Linked DNA regions of Mus musculus: region 1 is linked to region 2. The links are chromatin contacts, found by Hi-C or POLR2A ChIA-PET in ENCODE. All regions are on one chromosome and are shown on one strand. Each heading gives the region's core, a stretch centred on a gene start or an enhancer-like site at or near the end of the contact. The rest is flanking DNA. Distances are from core to core; before and after follow the strand shown.

Region 1 (7,177 bases), core at 3,097-5,596, 36 kb after region 2:
TCTCTCCCTGGCCTGCAAGCAGCCACCTTTGTTGTTTCTCATATGATCCCTCTACTCAAAGGCTCATCTCTGAAGTGTCTTCCATGCCTTGTAAGGTGTGCTAGTCAGGGTTCTCTAGGGTAACAGAACATACAAATCTCTCTCTCTCTCTCTCTCTCTCTCTCTCTCTCTCTCTCTCTCTCTCTGTGTGTGTGTGTGTGTGTGTGTGTGTGTGTGTGTACAAACAGGCTGTAGTTCAGCTAATCCAACAATGGCTGGATATGAATGCAAGGTCCAAGAATCCAGTAGTCGCTCAGTCCAGGAGGCTGGATTTCTCAGCTGGTCTCCAGTTTACACTGGAATCCCGGAGAAGTTGGCTCTAAGGCCAGTGAAGAAATGGCTTCACAAGGCTAGCAAGGCCAGAGCAGGCAGGCAGAGAGCGGAAGCTTCTTTTTTCCATGTCCTTACACGTGCTCCCAGCAGAAGGTACGGCTAGGATTAAAGGTGTGCCTTCCTGCCTCAATGATCCCTATCGGAAAAAGTGGATCTTCCTACTTCAAATTAAGCAGGCATGCCCTCCATTTCTGAATTACAGTGGCCTCATTTATCTTTAAAACCTTTGTTTAAGGTCCTAGCTTCACATACAGCCCTAGGGGTTAAGGGCTCAACATGTGAGTCATTGGTGGGGACTTCAGAGAAGTGATTTCTTCAGCAGACCCTTGAGGCATAAGCACCATCACACAGAAGGGGCCCGGACAACACAAGACTGCACTGAGATTAGTCCCAGGCCTCAGCATCGCCCTTTGCTGTCTGCGAGAGTAATTCCAAACGTCTGCAGAGGCTAGCAGGACGAGAAGGAGAAAAATCAACCCCATAGCTCCTCTCTGCTCTGAGGGGCATAGAGAGGCAGCGAGTGGGCCAACCAGATCGTCCTGTATGCCCCCACTCCAGCTCTCCCACGGGGCCTGCTGCCATCTCTGGGCAAACCTTAAGGGGAAACACATCTGTGACTGCAGAAGGTGCCAGGTGAGGAATGCAGGGCCGGATGAAAGCAAAGAGCCTCTGCCTGACTTCATGTTCCCAGGCTGGTGTGGGTCGGGCAGGACAACAGCCCACAGGCAAACACCGGCCAGGCCTGTGTACCCAGAGCACAGCTGGGCCCTGGCTATGGGAAACTTCCTCAGCTCAGGGCCAAGCAGGTATGTGAGAGGTCAGACTAGTTGAGTGGCTATGGCACCTGAGACTGAGGTCACCTTTCATGGTGACTCTCTGAGAGCCTGAGGGCATGGAACCAAAGCAGAGAGGACAACAGTGGGGCCCCAGTTCAATTGGTTGGGCAGTGGTCCCTGCAGAGCAAGCTGAGCAGGTCCAGCCTGTGTTCCCATTGTAGCCCACACTGGGACTGGCTAAGAGCTGGCTAGCAAGCCTCCCGACTGATAACCTGCTCAGGAAGTGCCTCGGGGAGCTAACTGAAACATTGTACTTCATGTTCCTTTTCTTCAGAACCCACCCAGAGCTTTCTGGTGCGGAAGGAACCGGTTTTTCTTAACTAACCATTTGCTGGATGCTACTGCGGAAACCTCATGCTTTCCCCATCCCGGTCCCTGTCCCAGTCCTACTCATTGCAGTTTAAACAGATCCCAACCCCTGCCTGCCAGGAGCAGGAGGGCGAAGTTGGCCGTGGCAGTACCCATACCTTACACACAGAGCTTCCAGGGAAGTCACCCCTTAAGGCTTCCGTGTGCCTAGGGCATCCAAAACAGACCTCCCCTGCTCGTTCTTTCCAGCAACTCCGTCTCGTTACCTTCAGACACACTAAGAGATGCCCAGTGTCTGGCAACCATGCAGGCCAAGACAGGGCATGTTTCAAAATGGCCTGGTAGAGCCCTGGAAGTCTAGGCACCCCATGGGAGGCAGCTCTTGATGCCCAGGAAGCTCATCCTGACCGCCTGGCACATAGGTTCAGTGAGTAGCCCTTGATCTCCAGGCCCTTTCTCTGCCCATTATAGCCGTCCTCCCCCAAATGCAAGAAGATCCCGGGGAACACCGTTGTGTTTTGTTTTGCTTTGTTTTGTTGTTGTTGTTGTTTTTGTTTTAATTAACCACTTTTGAAATCCTAAAACTGAGAGAGAGGAGGCTAGACATGATTAGGGCTTTACCAAATCGAATGCATGCTCCCCAAACTCTAACCTCTTTCCTGCGTCATGCCTAGACTCTGCTGCCTCTGGGTTTGACATTAAAGCCAGGCTGGCCTGTGTGGCAGCCTCTCTGGGTCCTTCCCACTTCTGCTGGAATCCTCATGAGAAAGTGTCCCTTCCTATCACCAGAGAGCTCCTGGGGGAGGTGGCATTTCAGTCCTTCTTTGGATGGGGAGAAGTTGTTGGTATTATAGCATAGGAAGGTTTATAGTCCAGTAGCCGACCTTTTCCCCTTCAGCATCCTGCTGTAAGTGCAGGTTTTCTCACGCGAGGCCAACACTTTATCGCTGACATCTAACCAAATAGAACCACAGGTAAGAACAGAAGGAAACAATCAAGACAGGAGGCATCGTGTCACGAAGACCTGAACAAAATCACATCCAGAGTAAAGTGCTGGAGACAGACAATGCTTCAGGACAGGAACTCAGGGCCATACTTATCTGCAGAATAAACAGCATCTCAGAGAAATAACCTAGCCCTGGCCTGAGCTGGGGAATCCAAGTAAACTAAACATAGGACACAAAGAGCCTTCTTCTATGCTGGGCTGGAAATTTAAAAAAAAAAGAAACAAAAGAAGCCAAAAGAAGGAGGCAGGACAGTGTTAGACCAGGGTAACCATGAAAGGTGTGGGTACACTTCCCTGCACTGCAGTGAGAACCCCAGGACCCTTTCTGTTCTTCAAAGGACTTAGTGCATCCATATGCTAAGGGAGAGAAGTTTCTAAGCAGGTGATTCAGACCTGCAGTCCCAGCTCCTGGATGGTAGAGGCGAGAAGATCAGGACATCAAAGTGTCTGGTAAATGCTGTGTTGTCTGGAGAAACAGGCTAACCAGGTGTGCCTTCCTCCATGACTCTGGCTAGACAATGGCAGGCTGATGGCCAGGACACTGAACTGGAAGAGGCCAAATACTTGGGTGCAAAGAGAAGAATGAAGGGCATGAAGGACCTGAGCAGAGAGCAATCTGGTCAGGGCGGAGGTCAGCACGATCGAGGGGAGGAGGAGTCAGCAGGTCAAGGGGAGGGGTCAGTACAGTCAAAGGGAGGGGTCAGTACAGTCAAAGGGAGGGGCCATGGGGTCAAGGGGAAGAGTGAACAGGTCAAGGGGAAGGACCAGTAGGTCAAGGGGAGGGGTCATTGGGTCAAGGGGAGGAATGAACAGGTCAAGGGGAGGGATCAGCACAGTCGAGGGGAGGGGTCTGAACTGATTTGTCCAGTGTATTTTGTTTTACTGCTGTTTTCCGTCACACCAGAACAGGTAGCAGCCTCATTTTTGTCATCTGTTCATACTGATGAGGTCTTGGGGTCCTTAAGACAACAAATTTCCAGCTAGGAAAACAATAAGGATTAAACATAGTAGCTTAAGACCAACAAATAAAAACAAAACAAAACAAAACAAAATAAATAAACAAAAAACCCTAAAAGCTGGGCAATGATGGCACATGCCTTTAATCCCAGCACTTGGGAGCCAGAAGCAGGTGGATTTCTGAGTTTGAGGCCAGCCTGGTCTACAGAGTGAGTTCCAGGACAGCCATGGTTATACAGAGAAACCCTGTCTCAAAATAAATAAATAAATAAGACCAACAAATATTTAAAAGTAAATGAAACAAACAACAACCAAAAAAAAAACCTAGTAAAATTCACAACTTTACAGGAGAGCTAAGGAACTTGTAGCCCTTAGAAATTAAAACTATGAATCTGTACTTCTCTGCATTTGAATGTTCTGTGCTTTATTTAACTGAAGCAATTTTTAAAACCGGCATCTTACAGCATTATAAAGCACCTTAGAATCATATGCGAAATAAAAACTTCAAATAAAGCAAGTTGTTGAATTACAATCACAATTGCAACGCGCGTGCACGCGCGCATACACACACACACACACACACACACACACACAGAGGCAACAGCAGCAGAAGAGGAGGAGGCAGAGGAGACGGCAGCAGCGGTGGCAGAGGCAGCAGCAGCACACATGCTCCACTGTAGCCTTTGCAGCCGCTTCAGGCTATACAAAAACACAATATCAACAGCAACTTTCCGTCCAGTGAAATGGACACGGCGTGCCAAGCTCTTTACAAGTCCATAACGAGTGAGCACAGTCTGGACGGAGCAGAACTGCCACGGTGGGTGGTCCCGAGCGAGCGTGTGCAGCTCAGTCATCCATGGCCAGGATTGTCTTGGCAGGGAAGGGCAGGCCCGTGAGGCCCTTGCCCGGTTTCCCCAATCCGGTAGCAGGGCCTCTCTTCCCTACATTCCTTTGCTGCAGACAAATCGCAGCCCTCCAGCCTTCTCTCAGCTGTTGGAAGGCTCTGCCATCTGACATGCCTAAGTGGATTCGTACCAGGTCCATCTGTATGTCCTTCCAGCATTACACTGAGGTCAGAGCTTCACAAAGGAACTTGGTCTGGGAGACTAAGCCAGAGAGGAAAACTTCTCCTCTTAGTCAACATGCTATTGCTGTTTTAAACACGAGGCAATGAGAATATAAAGAGGAAACACTTATTTCACCCCAAGTTTTGAGGGTTTGGTCCACGGTCTGGTGGGGACCCATAGCTTTGGGCTCATGACTACAACAGTGTAGCTGGGGTGAGGGACACACGTTAGAGTTGGTGTAAAAAGAAGAGGGACCTGGATCCTATGATCCCTTCAGGAGCAAGCTGTGGTGCTCAGGAGTCTTCTCTCCAGGCCTTAGCAGTAAGGCCTCCATGCAGAGGACTGAGCCTGACCCATGAGCACCCCGAGTCATGCAGATCCCATCACAGCGCCATCTTATCCGCGAGGAAACGACACTCTGCTGGGGACTGGTTCTAATGCTCTGATTTAATAGGGAATCTGTGTATCCAAAGCTCAAGGTCCTTGTCCCCAATTGGTTTTTGATTGATCAATAAAGAGGCCAGCGGCCAATGGTTGGACAACAGGAGATGGGGTGGGAGCCTTAGGTTTGCGTGGGCTGGGACAGGGAGGAGAGGAGGATGACCATGATTCGGAGGGAGGCGGGTCAGACTGAGGGAGGCGGGTCAGATTTAGAGCTGCAGAAGGAAAATCATTTGAGATGTGGGTGAGAAGGAATGCGGCCCCCGAAAGGGTTGCCCAGAAGGAACAGGGCAGCAAGGGCAGATCATGGGGCTAGAGAGTGTTGTGTCAGGCGTACCGGAGGGAAATCTATGATAGTCGGGCAGCTAGCCAGGGCATTTCAAAAATAAGCTAATGTGTGTGTCTTTCACTCGTAGATCCAAAGACTTCCTGGGCGGGTGGGTGGAAGCACACAACCCTGCTGGGAGCCAAAGCTGTTGTAAGCTAAAAACTCTCTGCTACAACACTCAAAGTATGTTTTCCTGTCTATCATTTTTAGAGCAGTAAGTGTTCCTGAGAAATTTCAGAGAATGTAAGAGAGGTATAAAATCCACTCAAGATCTGATTGGCATCATTGCAGGTCTGCAGTACGTCCAGCTCTGGGCCACGTCTGTCACTTGGTAACGAGCCATCTGGAAGCCCCCCCTCCCCCCCATTTTTTTAAATGACTGAGCTCTGGAGATTTAGCTTGGTTGGTGAAGTGCTTGTCTAGCAAGACATAGCCCTGGTTCAGTGCCCAGCACCAAATAAACCGGGGCTAATGGCACAAATCTGTAATCCCAGAATTCAGGAGACGAAGGCAAAGGGCTCAGGAATCAAGTCATTCTATAGTAATATAGTAAGTTTTCTGGCCAGCCTGGGTTAAACAGACCCTTACTGAAAAAGAGGAGAGGAGGGGATAGAGTAGGAGAGGAGGGGAGGAAAGCAGAGGGGAGGGGGGAGGGATGGGAAGGGGAGGGCACAGGAGGAGTGGAGCAGAGCTGAGCTGAGCCTGTTATAAGTTGAACACTTAGGATTTTCTTGAAGTTTTTTTTTTTTTAATAGCTGGATATTTTTATACCTGTATATAATTGTTTTGATCGAATCCCCCTCCCATGCCCTCCCAACTTTTCTCTTCCAGCTTCAGGGGCTCTGTTTTAAAACTCACCAACTATACTAGCGCCCCTGTACACGCACAGCCATATGGGACCATGTGCTGGATGGTGCTCCAGGGACCACTTCCCTGAAGGAAGCCTATTCTCTCTCTTCTAGCAGGCTTCAATTGCCAATAGCTCCCTGGCTGAAAGTGGAACTTCCCCATCCATGCTGGTGTTTTGGCTGCTGTGTTCTTATGTAGGGCTTATGCATGCAATCTATTAGCTCATGTGTCAAAAAGCCCTGTGGTGTTCAGCAAATGAGGTTTCACTGTGGCTCTCCACTACTCCTGATAGAATTCTTTTGGCCCCTCTGGTGCCATGAGCCCTGAGCCCTGGGAGGTGGGGGGAGTGCGAGGGTGGTGGTGGAGGAGGGTGATAGAGATGTCTCATTTTGAGATTAGTACTCCACAGCCTATTAATTAATCTCTGTACACTGACCAGATGTGACTCTCTGGATTGATTCACATCTAACTGTAGAGGAAGGTTCTTTGATAAGGTTGAACAGAACACTAATCTACTGATATAAACATGAGGACTAGGAGGTCAGTTTAATGCTTTGTTCGTTTAGCAGAATGAGAGCATAAAGTTCTCCCCTTGGGCTTATGATCCATTTAACCAATAGGAAAGTAGCTGGTTACCCCCATAATATTTACATCACTACTCCACCAAATGGGTGTATCTTACCAGGGCAGTCATTATTGTAGCATGTAGGATTCACAGATGGTTAACTTTTTATAAAGCCATCATTACCCTGACACCAAAACCAGGTAAAGGCCCAACCAAAATAGAAGACTATAGACTGATCTTCCTGGTGGAGACAGATGCAAAATTTCTCAATGTATTTGCAAACGAAATTCAAGAATATATCCAAAATGTCACCCACCCAACACAATCAAGTTGGCTTTTCCCAGAGATACAGGGATGGTTCAATGTATGTAAATTGGTAAATGCAGTCTACCATAAAAATAGACTCAAGGACAGAAATCATTTGATCATCTGATTAGATGTTAAAAA
Region 2 (6,394 bases), core at 2,745-5,244:
TATGTGTGTGTATGTGTGTGTGTGTGTGTGTGTGTGTATGTGTGTGTGTGTGTGTGTGCACACACTCGCCCGCGACTGGGCATGCTTACCCATAAGGGCACCGTGGAAGCCAAATGTCAACACTAGATATCTTCCTCTATCCCTTTCTGCCTTGGATGAGGTCTCTCACTTAGCCTAAACCTTGCCATTTTGGCAAGACAGGTTGGCCAGTGAGCTTCCCTGATCTACCTGTTGCTTGCCTCTAAATTCTGTTGCCCACAGGAGGGAGCTACGGCACCCGGCTTTTATGTTTTCTGTGAATGCTGAAGACCTGGGATGCTTCCATGACTTGTACCTTATCCACTGATTTATTTTATCCCCACACGACATCTTCTGTTGTCTCTGTCTTATCTGTTGCCCTGTAAAATGACAGATGTCAGACAGCAAGGATGAAGTGCTCCCTTATGAAGGAACAGGGAGGCTCTATGGTAACTAGGATGCCTGTGGTCTGAAGATTCCAGGTGAGACCTTGTGTTTCTTCCCCTCTTCCTCCAAGTCAGTGGTGTCTGCTTCGTGTTCCCTGCAGCTCCGTGTTCCCCCTGCTGGCGAGAGTCAACAGGCCGGGTCAACACTACGTGCACGGCTGGCTTCAGAGTCTATTTTATAGTTCGTCGATTCGCTCAGCTGTCGTTTTCACACTTGATCATGAACAGACTCCATGCAAGGGAAATCAACTGAAGATGACTGTCTTTCACAGAACTCAATAAAGAAGCTAGGAGACACGTGGGCTCCGTAACGGTGAGTATTCTTACTGACTACTAGGAAATAGGTGTGAACCAGAGCGAAGCACCTGAACTCAGCTCACTGAGGCGGGTCCTCACTCTGCCTCAGCGCTTTCTCCCCAATACGCCTCAGGGATGGATCTTTCTGACATCAAAAACACAGCAACCCAAATGTGATATTGAAATAATCCCCCATGTCTGTATGCTGCAAGTACATTTGTATGGACAACAACTGTATTTAATGTACTTAATCACATTCAGAGGACCTGTAACCATAGAATTTTAAAGTGAGACTCGGTTTGAAATGCTGACTTTAAAAAGATCCATTTTATTAAGTGTGTGTTCTTGTGTGTGTGTTGTATGTGTGTACATGTGTGTGTCTCCATGTGTGGTATACATGGATATGTGCACACTGAGTGTATGTGCCTGGGGAGTCCAGAGGCAACAAGTGCCACAGACCCCTTAAGCTGGAGTTACTGGCAGTTGTGAGCCACCTGCGGTATATCCTGGGACTCAAACTTAGGACTTCTGTAAGACCAGTGATCACTCTTAACAGCTAAGCAATCTCTCCAGCCTCAAAATGCTAAGTGTACAGTGATATAAAGTAATTCTGCTATATAATTATTAAATGGTATAAGGAAATAATGCCCCCCCCCTTTTTTTTGATACAGGGTTTCTCTGTGCAGCCCTGGCTGTCCTGGAACTTGCACTGTAGACCAGGTTAGCCTCGAACTCACAGAGATCCACTTGCCTCTGCCTCCCAAGTGCTGGGATCAAAGGTATGCACCACCACTGCCCAGCTCAAATAGTTCCTTTTAAAATCTTTAGTTCTTATAAGGACACAGATTTTTATCTTTTTCTTAATTTTCTAGCTTCAGCATTGTTGAGTCCTGTCTCATGTTGACCATACAATGAGCTCAGCATCTTTCTCATTCCTATTGATTCAGTGGCAGTGTTGGGTTCTTACTAACTTGTACCTGGGCTGGCACTCTGACATGTGCTGGAAGATAGAACAGTCCATGGAGGTCCAAGGTGGGTGTGGTGACCCGTGGTGGGTCATGGGGCCACCATGCTGGGCCGTGGGGGTGGGGAGAGTGCACTGACTGCTGACAGGAGACGAGGAGGGGAGCATTCCAGGCCGTATCTGTCCAGGAGGAATCAACCTCCTCTCGGAACGAGGACAAGATTATCGGGGTGTGTCTGAGGAGTGGCAGGCTCTGTCTTCTGTTTAAAGAGGACTCTCTGTCTTTGTACTGAAAATAATCTCAAAGAGCAAGAATCAGGGAGACATTTGCCATTGTACAGGAAGAGATGCTGGCACCACAGGCTGGCAGCCAAGGAGGTGACCAGATGTGGCTGGGCTCTGGCTAGAGTCGGAAAGGAGGCCTGCAGAATGTTGGTAGACTTAAGTGAAGTGGGAGAGAAAGAGACAAGACAAAATGATCCTAGGGATTGACTTCTGAGCAACTGAGGGAAAAGAACTTCAATTACATGCACACATATGGGAGTGCACGCACACATACACATGTACACACATGCATGCACATACTCACACATGCACACACATGCATGCATACACACATGCACACAAACACATACACACACTATATGCATGCACATATACATGCATGCACACATACATGCACACACTTGCACATACATACTCATATGCAAACACATGCACACACATGCACACAATGTATACAATGCATACACACATGCACATGCATACTCACACATACACACAAGCACACATACACACATTCAGACACATATACATGCATGCACATACACACATGCACAGTCACACACACAAGCACACATACATACACATGCATGCACACATGGGCACACACATGCATGCACACACACAAGCACATATGCTCACATATATGCAGAGGCATGCACACGGGCACACATGTGTACAAACAGAGACAGCACCCAACATGTTCATGATTTTCCTCAATCCATAAATAAAGCAATCACCAATCAATTGTGTGAAAAGTTGCCTGTCTACTCAACACCTTGCCTCAACGTCATGTTTAGCTCTGTGCAAACTCAAACTGTTCTCTGAACAATAGCGTGCTCGTCCACACACCAACCTTGGATTGTTCATGAGCAAGGCTGTGGCATTTTGACTTTTGAGAAGTGACTTCTATTTTATAGATGTCATGTACTTGGGAGTATTCTGTAAACCTAATCTGGTATTCCATATTTGATAGCAGCTACAATTGCAAACTCCAGGTCCCACACCCTGCAAATGGGCCTAAATGTAATGCTTTGGCAAAGAGCACAGACATTTGTACTTTGAAATGTGGTGTATCCTCTGCCAAGACTGTGGCGTGTGAAAACACCCAGCAGGGCTGGCAATCTCTGAGGGGTTTGAGGAGCATAACTACGGCTTCAAAGTTAGCCTGACCCTCCTTATTTATGTTCTCTGTGGACACCTGGGAAATGTGTGTTTCTACCATAGCCTGAGATCTAATACTTACTCAACAAGGAGTATTTTCTTTGGCTGATAAATGAACATTTTGTGCTAGCTATCAACTCTAAAATAATACGCCCGTATCAGATTCCCACTTTTATTTTTTATTTAAACCAAAAGAAATCCTGGCCAGCATACTTTCCAAGGGAAATGGATAGTGTCTGCCAAAGGCACTGCTGGCTCTCCATCATGCTGCCTAGTTTTAAAGACTCTAACCTTGATGACCACTGCTATTGGCAGAGACCACAGGAGATGAGGACAGCTTGGCTCAAATCACACACTGGCCCTGACCAGTCCTGCCCCTGGGCCCACTGTTGTGTCTGTGCAAGGCATTCCAGATCTTGGAATCAGTCTTCCCAAAGACTAACCCTCAGCAGACTGTCTGCGATTCTAGACTCCTTGGAAGTTTCTACAGCCTGGCAGCACCCATGGGTCCTGCCTGCTCTGACTTGCAAAGCTCTCCAGCCTTAGCCTGAGACCTCCAGCTGCATTTTGATGCAGGAAATGAGCCATTCCTTCCTCCCACCAAATTAAACCTTTTAACATAATTTTGAAATGTAATTGGCAAAGCTCACTCTACTGTAATAAAGCACTCTGTAAATTCGCCAGAGTTTAATACCACCAGACCACACTGACCGAGGTTCCAGCAGACAAGGGAAGGACTTGGGAAGCTATTAGACCAACTGTGTTTACTTAAACTTGAAGATCTTGCCTCAATTATCTTTTTTTTTTCCATTGGCAAGGCGTACCAGCCTGGGAGCGACTGCTTCTGTGCTGATGACTGGTGCGAGCCAGGGACCTGCTGACTGAGCTCAGCACTCTGGGTTTGCACACGGAGAGACCGGATCCCAGAGGAGCTTAGCTATGGCCACCTGGGTATTAGAATCACACTTTCTGTTGTCCCTAAAATCTAAGTATTTGTTTGGAGGAAACTCCAGAGAATTAATGGTTTCAGAGTAGAGGTTTTAAAGTTTTTGGTTCATTTGCTTACTTATTTATTTGATCTGTGGTGGACATGCACAGGGGTTCATGCGCACCTACAGAGCGGCACCACGGGGTCACGTGACCATTTCTGGAGATCTTTTAAAAAAAAGACACTCAGTGAGTGCACCTCACCTCCCTTGACTTCTCTCTCCTTAGTCTGGATGCCCAGTGTGGATTTGCCACCCTAGACATTGATTTGGGACAACACATGAGAGGTGACCTAGGAAGAGGCTGAGCTAATGACATCGCGGAGTCGCAGGGACTCTGATGAACTGAGAGGATTCACATTAAAGCACTGTTATTCTGGATTACTGTTCTTCAAGTAGATTCTAATACATAAAATCCACCTTGGGGCTGGAGAGCTGGCTCAGAGGTTAAGAACCCTCACTGCTCTGGAGAGAGGACCTGGGTTCGGTTCCCAGAGCCCTCCTACAGCCTTCTCAGCACGTGTCACTGGCACACACAGACCATCTTCTCAAACTCGTAAGTAAAGAATGGAACCTTAAAAACATACATCTGACAACATAAACGCCACACCGTCTTGAAGGCTATATTTCTAAAACCCAGACTAGGTGATGTTCCCATTGAGAAACAGCTCCACACTGCTCACAGAAAACAGTGCAAGGCCCTTGTCAAGCAATAAGCATCATGCCGCAGCCTGACTTCCAACGGTCACAACAGCTTCACTCTTCTTGCTTAGCTCTGGTATCACTGAATCTCGAGAACCACACGGAGTTCGTGGAACTGTACTTTCTCCCACTCTGCGTCTCTTGGCAGCAACTTTTCTCTTTGTCCCTTAAAAGCACGCACCCTCTCCTTGGATACCTCCCCATATCCCCACCCCTGACCTCTAACCTCTCTGTGTGACCCTGTTCTTGCTTTAACAACTGCCCCTGTACTCTATGTCCACATCTGGGAGGCTTTCAGGAGCTGGTGAGTTCAGCTAATTTAAACAGAACGTGGACTGTTTTCAGGGAAAGAACCAGAGAACAAGAAGACAAGGTAGATATCAGTAAAGAGTTTACTCAGTAAAATTAATTTGCCACGGGGTTGGAGAGATGACTCAGTGGGTTAAAATGCTCGCTGCTTTTTGAGGACCTGGTTTCAGTTCCTGGGGACCCAACTCCCCTCGTGAGCTTTTGGATACACACGGTGTACACTGTAACTCTCAAGACACTTACAGTACACATAGAATAAATGAATAGATAAATATTTTCTAAAAATCAGCTTACATCTAGAGACTTGGCAACACCCCTGGGATCTAATTACTTGTTTTTAACAAGCACTGTGGTCCTGCGAAGTATGCTGGTGGTTTTTAACTTAATTATTCCCTATTAGGTTTTCCTTAGCCTGGAAGACCAACAGTTCTTCTAAGGTCCAAATACTCAGTATTTGGACATATTTGGGTCCAAATACTGAGGAGAAAACTCATATAAAAGAGTTGGCCACCATTAGATATATTAGATGGGAAGTGTGGGCGTATTAAATCTAATTACTGATTAAATCAAACATAAAATGTTCAGAAACAAAGCTCAGGCTGTTGCAAGATCAGCAGCTGGCAATGTACTCAGACTCCCTCCCCCATCTAGGATTAATATAGAGGTTTGTAAATTGGGTAAAATGGGAGATACAAGTGAATTAAGATGACTATTTTTGCTGTAGGTTTATTTACACCTTAACTAAGATAATCCAGTGTTAATTTTGGGTATACACGAAGTTGTAGGAACATAGTAAGACAGACCCTCCCAAGTCCTGGACCCTTTGGACAGTTAGAGATCATGCTATGTCTCACAAATATAATCCTAGCCAAAAGCATGTTTGCAGTCTACACTCATCTCTCTCTGCGGGTTAAAGCATTTGCACAGGCAGTAAGTTACCATGGAAAACAAGGAAATAGCTTTCAACATAGTCAGGGCTCTCCCTGGAGCAAAGGAGGGGTGAGCTAGAGATGGGCTTTGAGGGCCTTAAGCACGTGTGCTCCTTGACTTATGGTACACTTAGCCTGCTCTGTCCTTTGCTCAGCTAACAATACATGTGTGACCTACATATTCCTGTGCATATACTGTCTATGTTTGCCTTGCTGTTTCCTTCACTTGGACATGTAATTATACATGTATGTTGTACATGTAATTCTATGTGCATGTTATACATGTAATTATACATC

What was found. A loop is a pair of places that touch in the nucleus more often than their neighbours do. ChIA-PET counts read pairs that join two places held with the same protein, here RNA polymerase II (POLR2A).
Region 1: a loop to region 2 is called in a map of gastrocnemius, with 2.2 times the contacts of the local background. The contact joins two enhancer-like sites. A Hi-C loop is called at or near these places in 1 of 37 maps with a recorded cell type or tissue (gastrocnemius). POLR2A ChIA-PET finds 5 or more read pairs at or near these places in 3 of 5 experiments (Patski and embryonic stem cell).

What each region holds. Positions count from the first base shown.
Region 1 is chr6:145,477,770-145,484,946 of GRCm38, forward strand. The region is part of intron 2 of Gm38475 (a long non-coding RNA gene); the gene reads right to left. Among named protein-coding and RNA genes, the nearest start is that of Gm15499, 38 kb to the left of the region's middle. Within about 2 kb of position 4,347, at least 1 of the 3 ENCODE cell types and tissues checked has a DNase peak (open chromatin) inside an H3K27ac peak, as active enhancers do.
Region 2 is chr6:145,442,402-145,448,795 of GRCm38, forward strand. It overlaps Gm15499 (a long non-coding RNA gene), which reads left to right and starts at 469. Exons shown (of 3, transcript XR_378154.3): 1 at 469-777. It also overlaps a transcript of Lmntd1 not described here. Within about 2 kb of position 3,995, at least 1 of the 3 ENCODE cell types and tissues checked has a DNase peak (open chromatin) inside an H3K27ac peak, as active enhancers do.